2 separate regions of the Homo sapiens genome follow, and region 2 is linked to region 1. The links are chromatin contacts, found by Hi-C or POLR2A ChIA-PET in ENCODE. All regions are on one chromosome and are shown on one strand. Each heading gives the region's core, a stretch centred on a gene start or an enhancer-like site at or near the end of the contact. The rest is flanking DNA. Distances are from core to core; before and after follow the strand shown.

The links. Hi-C counts contacts between places; a loop is a spot of excess contacts on that map. ChIA-PET counts read pairs that join two places held with the same protein, here RNA polymerase II (POLR2A). Pooled maps may share reads with other maps.
Region 2: POLR2A ChIA-PET joins it to region 1 with 11 read pairs in H1. The contact joins two enhancer-like sites. A Hi-C loop is called at or near these places in 1 of 168 maps with a recorded cell type or tissue (prostate gland), 1 of 37 single-sample maps with no recorded cell type and 5 of 50 pooled maps. POLR2A ChIA-PET finds 5 or more read pairs at or near these places in 9 of 52 experiments (A549, Caco-2, H1 and 5 more).

Annotation. Positions count from the first base shown.
Region 1 is chr20:63,748,628-63,753,005 of GRCh38, forward strand. It overlaps ZBTB46 (zinc finger and BTB domain containing 46), which reads right to left. Exons shown (of 5, transcript NM_001369741.1): 4 at 4,059-4,234. Among named protein-coding and RNA genes, the nearest start is that of ZBTB46-AS2, 7.0 kb to the left of the region's middle. RefSeq lists enhancers at 3,164-4,114, 4,115-4,378. Within about 2 kb of position 2,929, at least 4 of the 41 ENCODE cell types and tissues checked have a DNase peak (open chromatin) inside an H3K27ac peak, as active enhancers do.
Region 2 is chr20:63,971,978-63,976,153 of GRCh38, forward strand. SAMD10 (sterile alpha motif domain containing 10) reads right to left here. Exons shown (of 5, transcript NM_080621.5): 4 at 3,715-3,855; 5 at 2,139-3,555. The coding sequence ends at 3,533. Among named protein-coding and RNA genes, the nearest start is that of ZNF512B, 4.1 kb to the left of the region's middle. Within about 2 kb of position 2,019, at least 13 of the 41 ENCODE cell types and tissues checked have a DNase peak (open chromatin) inside an H3K27ac peak, as active enhancers do.

The DNA of each region.
Region 1 (4,378 bases), core at 1,679-4,178:
AGTCCACACGAGGGGCTTCTCTGAGGTGGGCTGGCCTCAGGTCAGTCCTCCAGGCTGAACCCGGCAATGACCCCAGGCTCCCCTCGGCTCCTCCCTCCATCCACAGGGCTGTCTCCCGGGGCCTGCAGCACCTCTGAGGCTGCACGGAGAACTGAGGCTGGGATGTGCTTGTGAGTTTAGCTCTTCCTTAAACCATTCCAAACTCACCAGTTTTCTCCCATGAGCAAGTACATACATAATCAATGTGTGTCATGGCGGAAGACGGTCCTGCTACACTTGCAAAGACCTCTGACGGGCAGGCACCACAGCTACCACCTCCCCATCCTGGGGCTGGACCCGGGCCCTTACGTACTTCCTGCCTCAGTGTTCCGAATCCACAGGCCGACAGGCCACCCAGCACGGCCCGACCTCCCCTTCTAGACCCGCTTCCTTGAGGGCAGAGGTGCCTGTAACTTCTTCCACAAAGCCGGGAACCATAAAGACCTCACTTCTCAAATGTCTGCTTCCAGAGCAACTGTGTGAGCTCTAAGCCTGGACCGGGATGGGCGCTGTCCAGGGATGTGAGACCTTCAGGGGCAGCTGGTGGCTTTCAGGGCCAGGGCAGCACCACACAGCACACCTCAGATGCCCAAACACGCTAACCCTAGAAACAGAGCCTCAGACAACTTGGTGCCAGAACTGCTCCTTTGGGCTTTTGTTTTGCTGTATTTTATTTATTTATTTTTTTGAAACAGAGTCTCGCTCTGTCACCCAGGCTGGAGTGTAGTGTTGCCATCTCGGCTCACTGCCAGCTCCGCCTCCCGGGTTCATACCATTCTCCTGCCTCAGCCTCCCAAGTAGCTGGGACTACAGGCACCCGCCACCACGCCCAGCTAATTTTTTGTATTTTTAGTAGAGACGGGGTTTCACCGTGTTAGCCAGGATGGTCTCGATCTCCTGACCTCGTGATCTGCCCGCCTTGGCCTCCCAAAGTGCTGGGATTACAGGCGTCAGCCACCGCGCCCAGCCTGTTTTGCTGTATTTTAAACCAAGGACTTCCAGAACAAAAATTCAAGACAAGCCACAGTAGAAACTTCCCAGCACAGTAACCTGGTGCACACAGGCCCAGGAAGGGTTGGAGCGGGGCTAGTGAAAAACACTGAGGCCCCTTGAGGCCTAGGCTCCCATGTGTGCAGGGGCCAGGGCACCTGAGGAGGCAGCAGGGGCAGCTTGGGGTGGCACAGGGACCATGTGGCCAGGGCTGGATGGCTGGGAACTCATGCAAATGGGCAAATGCCCTGGAAGGAAGCAAGAAGGAAGACGGGACACCTTGGCAGCCCGCCCAGGCTCTGGGGCACTGTGGCTGCAAGAGCACGGCTGGCCCACCCTCCAAATGTGGCCCTGCCAAGGCATGGGGGGCCCTGCCCCAGCCACTGGTGCTCTTCCTGGAGCGGGTGGAGGGGCCACCCAGGCCAGGGAAGGGCTGACAGTGCTCGTAAGTGCCATCGTGAAAGTGGAGGCTGGACCGGCTAGAGCTGCTGTCTCACACTCGGGTCTCCACGCTCTCAGGTCCAGGACCCCAGAGAAGGCCACACACAGAGCCTCTCCTCAGAAAAAGTCAAGCCCCATATGCTTGCTTGTGTTTGTTGTTCTTTAGAGACAGGGTCTCACTCTGTTGCCCAGGCTGGAGTGCAGTGGTGCAATCACAGCTCACTGCAGCCTGGACCTCACTGGGCTCAGGTGATCGTCCTGCCTCAGCCTCTCAAGTAGCTGGGACCACACTTGGCTAACTTTTTTTTTTTTTTAATTTTTTGTAGAGACAGAGTCTCGCAATTTTGCCCAGGCTGGTCTCAAACTCCTGGCCTCAAGCTATTCTCCTGCCCCAGCCTCCCGAAGTGCTAGGATTACAGGCATGTGCCACCACACTTGGCTTTCCATATGTTATAAGTACATTTTCCAGGGAATTATGACCCCCTGAAGCCCAATCATGAACCCCAGGACAAAAATCCCAGCCCTGGTCGGACACAGTGGCTCACACCTGTAATCCCAGCACTTTGGGAAGCAGAGGCAAGTGGCTCACTTGAGGCCAGGAGTTCGGGACTAGCCTGGGCAACACAGCGAAATCCCATCACCACAAAACGCAAAAATTAGCTGAGCATGTTGGTGCACACCTGTAGTCCCAGCTACTTGGGAGGCTGAGGTGGGAGGATCGCTTGAGCCCGGGAGGTCAAAGTTGTAGTGAGCTGTGTCACGCCACTGCACTCCAGCCTGGGTAACACAGTGAAACCCTGTCTCAAAAAAAAAACAAAAAAACAAACCCTAACCCTATCCAACGAGAAGGAACAGGCAGCCACACTGAACCTCAAACAGGATCAAAACGTTTACTGAGAGGTTAATACGGATTTGCTGAAGAAAGACGTTGCAATCCATGTTGTTAAAACGTGTTAGCACCTATCAGTTTAAAAAACAAGATGCGATTTTCTCTGAATAGGAAACATGTCGGCCTGGTGCAGCTACCCCTCCCCCCGCCCCCGCGGCTTTTTATAAGTGGTTTGTAAGATCAGCCCTGTGGCCTGTGTGAACAGAAGCACATCCTCCGCTACGGAAAACAAGGCTGGGGCCCCGGCGGCTCCGCGTGGATGTGGGTCTGCTTCTGGCCTTGCAGACCTGCCATCTCGTGGTCCAGGGGCCCCCTCCCAGGACTGTTCCTTCTCTACTGTCCTCCACCTCGCAAAGGCAAATGTGGGGGCATCAGGGAAGGCCAGAGCCCAGCACTAAGCCCCGCTCCATATCCACTCCAGCACACATCCCAGGCGGCATCCGAGGGCCTGGAGTGGCCCTTCGCCCACAGCCGGCCAGGCAAACACGGGGAGGCCAGGGCCCTGCACCCCTCTAGCTCTGCAGCTTGACCTCAGGGAGCTCCCACAGGGGTCGTTACCCCAAATGGGTATCCACCACTGCACTGGAAAAGCAGCAACCAACAGAACCTGACCTCTGGCGCTCGGTTCCGCCCCCCAGTGGGTCTCCCCATAAAGCCCCGCCCCCCGGTGGGTCTCCCCATGAAGCCCCGCCCCCCGGTGGGTCTCCCCATAAAGCCCCGCCCCCCGGTGGGTCGCACCATGAAGCCCCGCCCCCCGGTGGGTCTCCCATGAAGCCCCGCCCCCCGGTGGGTCTCCCCATGAAGCCCCGCCCCCGGTGGGTCTCCCCATGAAGCCCCGCCCCCCGGTGGGTCTCCCATGAAGCCCCGCCCCCCGGTGGGTCTCCCGGTGGAGCTCGGCTCCTGCAGGTCCGCTCCGGAACCTGCTGACTCTCCTGCGATTCCTAAACTGGCAGCGATGCTCCAGAGCCTCTTCCGCCCCGACAGCAGCCCCACCTCTGCCCGGAGCCCGGGGCGCCTCCACTGCCTCTCCTCACACAGCTGCCCGCCGCGAGCTCCCCCTGCACCCTGCGCCTCGGGGTGGGCGTTCCAGGACTCCCCGAACCCTTGGGGCCGCCCCGCTCTGGGCTGCCTGTGCCCCACCCGCCTCACTGGTTGATCTCACCCACTTGAGATGCCCTCGCCAGGCCTTTTTTGGCAAATCTGCCTCCCTGTTCCCAGGCTGCCTTTTTCTATTATTTCCTCCCCAAGCAAATCCATCCACTCCACACCTGCTACCTGACAACGACCTGCCAGTGCTGAGCTCCAGGGTGGGCGCGGTGGGTGCAGACAGGTCGGCAGGCACAAGGACAGGGTTCTCCCTCCCGAGGCAGGGCGGGGGCGGGGGGGCGCAGAGGTGGCTGAGGGTTGGGGGCTCCAAGCAGAGCGAGCTGAGTTTGCCGAGGCCTGGCTGCCTTGGCGGCCAGCAGGTGAGCAGGGTGGGCCGAAGCCTCTGCAGGGGCCATGTGGCCCAGCCACACCCAGGAGGCCGGGGCAGAGCAGACAGGGGCCCGGGGCGGATCTCCCTGCCCTGCTGTCGTCCCCCCTGTGCAGAGTGGACCCGGTGTGGGGTCCGGGGCGGTCTGCGCCCTCATCAGGACCCGCCTGCCCGGACATCGTGGCCACGCGCAGCGCGCGGCACGCGGACCCTCCCCGCACTCACCAGCGTGTGGCGCTTCATGTGCTCGCGCCGCGTGAACTTCTTCCCGCAGATCTCGCAGGGGTAGGGCCGCTCTCCCGTGTGCGAGCGCATGTGTCGCTTGAGGATGCACTGGTGCATGGCCGAGAAGCTGCAGTACGGACACTTGAACTTCTTCCTGATCACCGTGAACTCATTCACTGAAAGAGAGGGACCCGCGAGGCGTCAGCAGGGCTTGGGATGTACCGCCCTGCGGCCCACAGACCACGGCTGCACGCCGCAGCCCAGCAGCCAGGACGGGCTGTCTCCCACGGCCACCCACTGGGGGCTGGTCAGCACTGCGA
Region 2 (4,176 bases), core at 769-3,268, 220 kb after region 1:
CCATACCCAGCTGATTTTTTGTATTTTTAGTAGAGACGGGGTTTTACCAAGCTGGCCAGGCTGGTCTCGAACTCCTGACCTCGTGATCCACCCACCTCGGCCTCCCAAAGTGCTGGAATTACAGGCATGCGCCACCGCACCCAGCCAGCATTTTTTTTAAAACCATGTGCATATATTACTTTTATAATTAAAACAGACTTTTAAAAGTTTCGTAATGCCCCTTTTTGCATACTACAAATATTCTGGACTCCTTAAAATTGATGTGGGCTGGAAGTTGCTAGTCAGGAAATGGAACTACCAGGTGTGCCTCCTTCGCTGGGGCCCTTCCGGCCCAGTCGGCCCCTTTCCCTGTACCCCGTGGAGCAAGCTCAGAGGCACTGCTAGGGGGTTGGGCAGTAAGATTTTTGCCTTTCCTCAAAGGGGCCTGGGATCTGCTTCACTCAAGGCTGGTGCAGAGCACTCACATGGAGATTGGAGGTTGGCTCTTATAGAAGAGGCAGTCAGTCAATCCTTCCTTCGGGAATCTGAGTCAGAGAGGCCAGTGCACACCAGCCTGTGTGACCCGAGGAGGAAGGGGAGGGCATTCCCTGTGAGGCTAGCGTCATCACGTCCTTCCCTTGTTGACCTTTCCCACCCTGGGGACGGGACCAGCAGGATTTCCTGAGGGGTCAGTGTGTGTCCCCTTAGGTGCAGCCAAGGCCGTCAGCTCTCCCTGTGTAAGTCTGGGTGTCCATACATGCGACCTGTTTGGACATTGCCGTGTCAGGATATGACAGTGTCCCATGCTAGGTGAGACCAATGCCTGTCTGTATTTTAGCATCTGGGCGACTAGACCTCAGGGTACCTGGGGACGATGTGTCTGGATTTCAGTATCCATGTGTCCAGGCTGCGGCATGTCTCAGTGTCAGGGTGCTGGTGAGGGACGGCTGTTTTCTGTGAGCATCTACATGCCAGGGTGTCGTGGAATACAGTGTGTTTGTGTGCACCGGGGATGTGCCGTGTCCCATGTGTTTCTATGTGTTAGGAGGTCGTTGTGTGTCTGCATGCTAGTATTTGTGTATTTGTGTAATGACATCTTTGTATGGGGGCATGCTGTTACATACCTTTGTGTCTGTGTGCCTGGCCAACTACATGCATGTGTTTGTGTGTGTTGGTGTTTGCTGGTGTCAGTGTCATTGAGTCTCTGTGTGTGGTTTATGCTCTTATGTGTCTGATTGCTGTGTGTGTGTGGTGTGTGTGTGTGTGTGTGTGTGTGCTGTGATCTGTGTTTGAGACAGGGTCTTGCTCTGTTGCCCAGGCTGGAGTGCAGTTGTGTGGTTAGAGCTCACTGTGCCTTGAACTCCTGGGCTCAAGGAATCTTCCTGCCTCAGCCTCCCAAGTAGCTGGGACTACGGGTATGCGCCACCATGCCTGGCTAGTTTCAAAAGTTTTTTGTAGAGATGGGGTCTTGCTATGTCACACAGGCTGGTCTTGAACTCCTGGCCTTCAGCGACACTCCTGCCTTGGTCTCCCACAGTGCTGGGATTGCAGGCGTGAGCCACCGTACCAGGCCAGATGTTTGTGTTTTATCCCTGAACGTGTGAATGGGATCTTATTGGGAAAAGGGTATTTGCAGATGTGATGAAAGATCTTGTGATGAGGAGATTATCCTGTATTACCCAGGTGGCCCCAAATCCAAGCATCCTTATAAGAGAGAGACAGAGGGAGATTTGAGAGACAGAAGAGGAGGAGGTGATCTGATTACAGAGGCGGAGACGGGTAATGCCCATGCGCCCGAGTTCCCCCGGCAGCCACTGGAAGCTGGAGAGGTGAGGAGTCGCCCCAGGAGGCCCTGAGGGAGCTGGATTTTGGACTGCGGCCTCCAGAACTCCAGAGAGAATGAATGTCTGCTGTTCTCAGCACCCCTCCGTGGTCCTCTGTCACGGCAGCCGCGGGACCCTCACGCGCTGTCTGGGCCGTCCCTTCCAGCGTGTCGGGCGTTGTGTCCAGCACTGGGGACCGCCCACAGGCGTGACTTGAGCCCTGTTTCCAGCCTCTGCGCGGGGTTGCCCAGACGCCCCTCCAGGGCGTGACGCCACTGCCCCCTGGTGGCCGCGGCTGCCCAGACGCCCTCTCCTCGCAGACCCAGCACCGCCAGCACTTGGGAACCAGCTTTATTTCTGATTTTTTTTTTTTGTCAGAGTATAAAAAAGTGAGTGCAGCAAAACAAGGAAGACGAGACAGGCGTGCGTGGGCCAGGGCAAGACAGAGGAGAAGGGAGGGAAGCAGAGGCAGAAGGGCCCCTTGGGCGAAGGCTGATGGTGGGAGGCGGGCAGAATACTTGCGCAGCCACACAGGGGCAGGGATGAGGGTCTCCCCGTGGTGGGGGCTTACAGGATGGGAGCGGCCAGGCCAGTTGTCCAAATTCCACCTGGGACCTGCAGTGACCAGCCTCGAGTCTGGAGGCTCAAAGCACACAGAGGGGACTAGGGGCTCAGCCTCATCTGTCCCTGAGATTTTCAGAAGCCACAGGGGGACTGGGAGAGGGCAGAGGCGCAAGAGGGTGGAGGCGGCTAGGGCCGCCCTCACTGTCCTTCCGCCAGGCAGCACCAGCCCCAAACCACCCAGAGAGGGGTTGCTCAGGCCTCTGGGAGGGTGTAAGGGGAGTGGCCCTGGGAAGGCCTCTCCCCTGAATCCAGGCCTTCTTGGGAAAGCAGCAATGGGAAGGCCCACGCACAAGGCCCTTGTTCTTGAGGGCGAGGGGGGAAGACCATAAAAGCAAGATTTTCCCAAAGATAGGGCAGGGAGCACTGCTAAGCCTGGGCCCTGGGCGCGGAGCCACCTGGACAGGGCTGGGGTTCTCGTTGTGCCACATTTTGTCTCTGGCGCTTGGTCAATCTGGTCCTTTCTCAGCTTTACTTCTCATGAATAGAGGGGGTGTGGTGACGATGTATAAATAATGATGAAAGTGCTTGGCATGGTGCCCGTTAGGCGGGTGCTGATGGCCACTACTCTAGATGATGGGTTGGCCTGCTGGGCCCTGGCAGGTGCATGGGCACAAGCCACAGGGAGCCGAGGCAGCTTATGGTACCTGTGTGGGCCAACCTGGAGGTGCTGGGGAACGACCTAGAACTGGGCTGGGTGGGTGGACAGACAAGTGACTCAGCAGGCGATGGGGGACCGACATCACGTGGAGAGGGGAATGTAAATAAACAGACTCCCTGGGAGTCTAGGGGGGACATCCAAACCGGTTCTGGCTCCAGGCAGCTGCCCCACATGCTGCCAGCTGCACCAGGGGAGGGCTTGGGCTCAGGTCCCAGGAGGTGGGGCCACACTCAAGCAGCCCCCTACCCACCCAGCCCCAGGGCACGACCTGGAATGTCCAACCAGAGGCGCCTGGAGGTGTGATCCTGGTCCTGTCTGTCCGTTGGGCCAGCCTGGCCGCCCCGGCATCCCGCAGGGTCCAAGAGGCGCTGCGGGGCCAGCTTGGCCTCCTCCCTAGCCGTGGACTCCCATCACAGTGCTGGGGTCTGGGTTCAAGCCTCAGCAGCAGCTAGGACATTTTCCCGAAGGAAGCTGTGTGATGGAAGAGGGTGAGAATGGGGTGGGGTCTTTGGCATCATCTGCATTAGGGCGCTTACTGGGGCCTGCAGCCGACCTCCTGAGGTCATCCCACCCCACACTCAGAGGGGCTTCTCCATCAGCCCCCAGGCCTCTCTGGCACCTCACACTGACCTTGGCTGAGCAGCTGCAGGCTCCGCCCCTCCTCACGCACCTGCAGGCGGAGCACCTGCTGCAGCACCTCCTGCCTCTGGGCCTCCTGGGCCAGCCCCATCCGCTGCAGCTTCTCCGCATTCAGCCGCAGCAGTGCCCGGCCTGGGGAGAGGAAAGAGGGGCTGAGCTGAGGCCAACAGAGGCATCAAGAGCCAAGGCAAGGCTGGTGCCATGGCTCATGCCTGTGATCCCAGCACTTTGGGAGGCCGAGGCGGGCAGATCACTTGAGGTCAGGAGTTCAAGACCAGCCTGGACAACATGGTGAAACCCCGTTTCTACTAAAAGTATAAAAATTAGCTGGGCTTGGTGGTGTGCGCCTGTAGTCCCAGCTACTCGGGAGGCTGAGGCGGGAGGATCACTTGAACCTGGGAGGTGGAGGTTGCAGTGAGCTGAGATCGTGCCACTGCACTCCAGACTGGATGA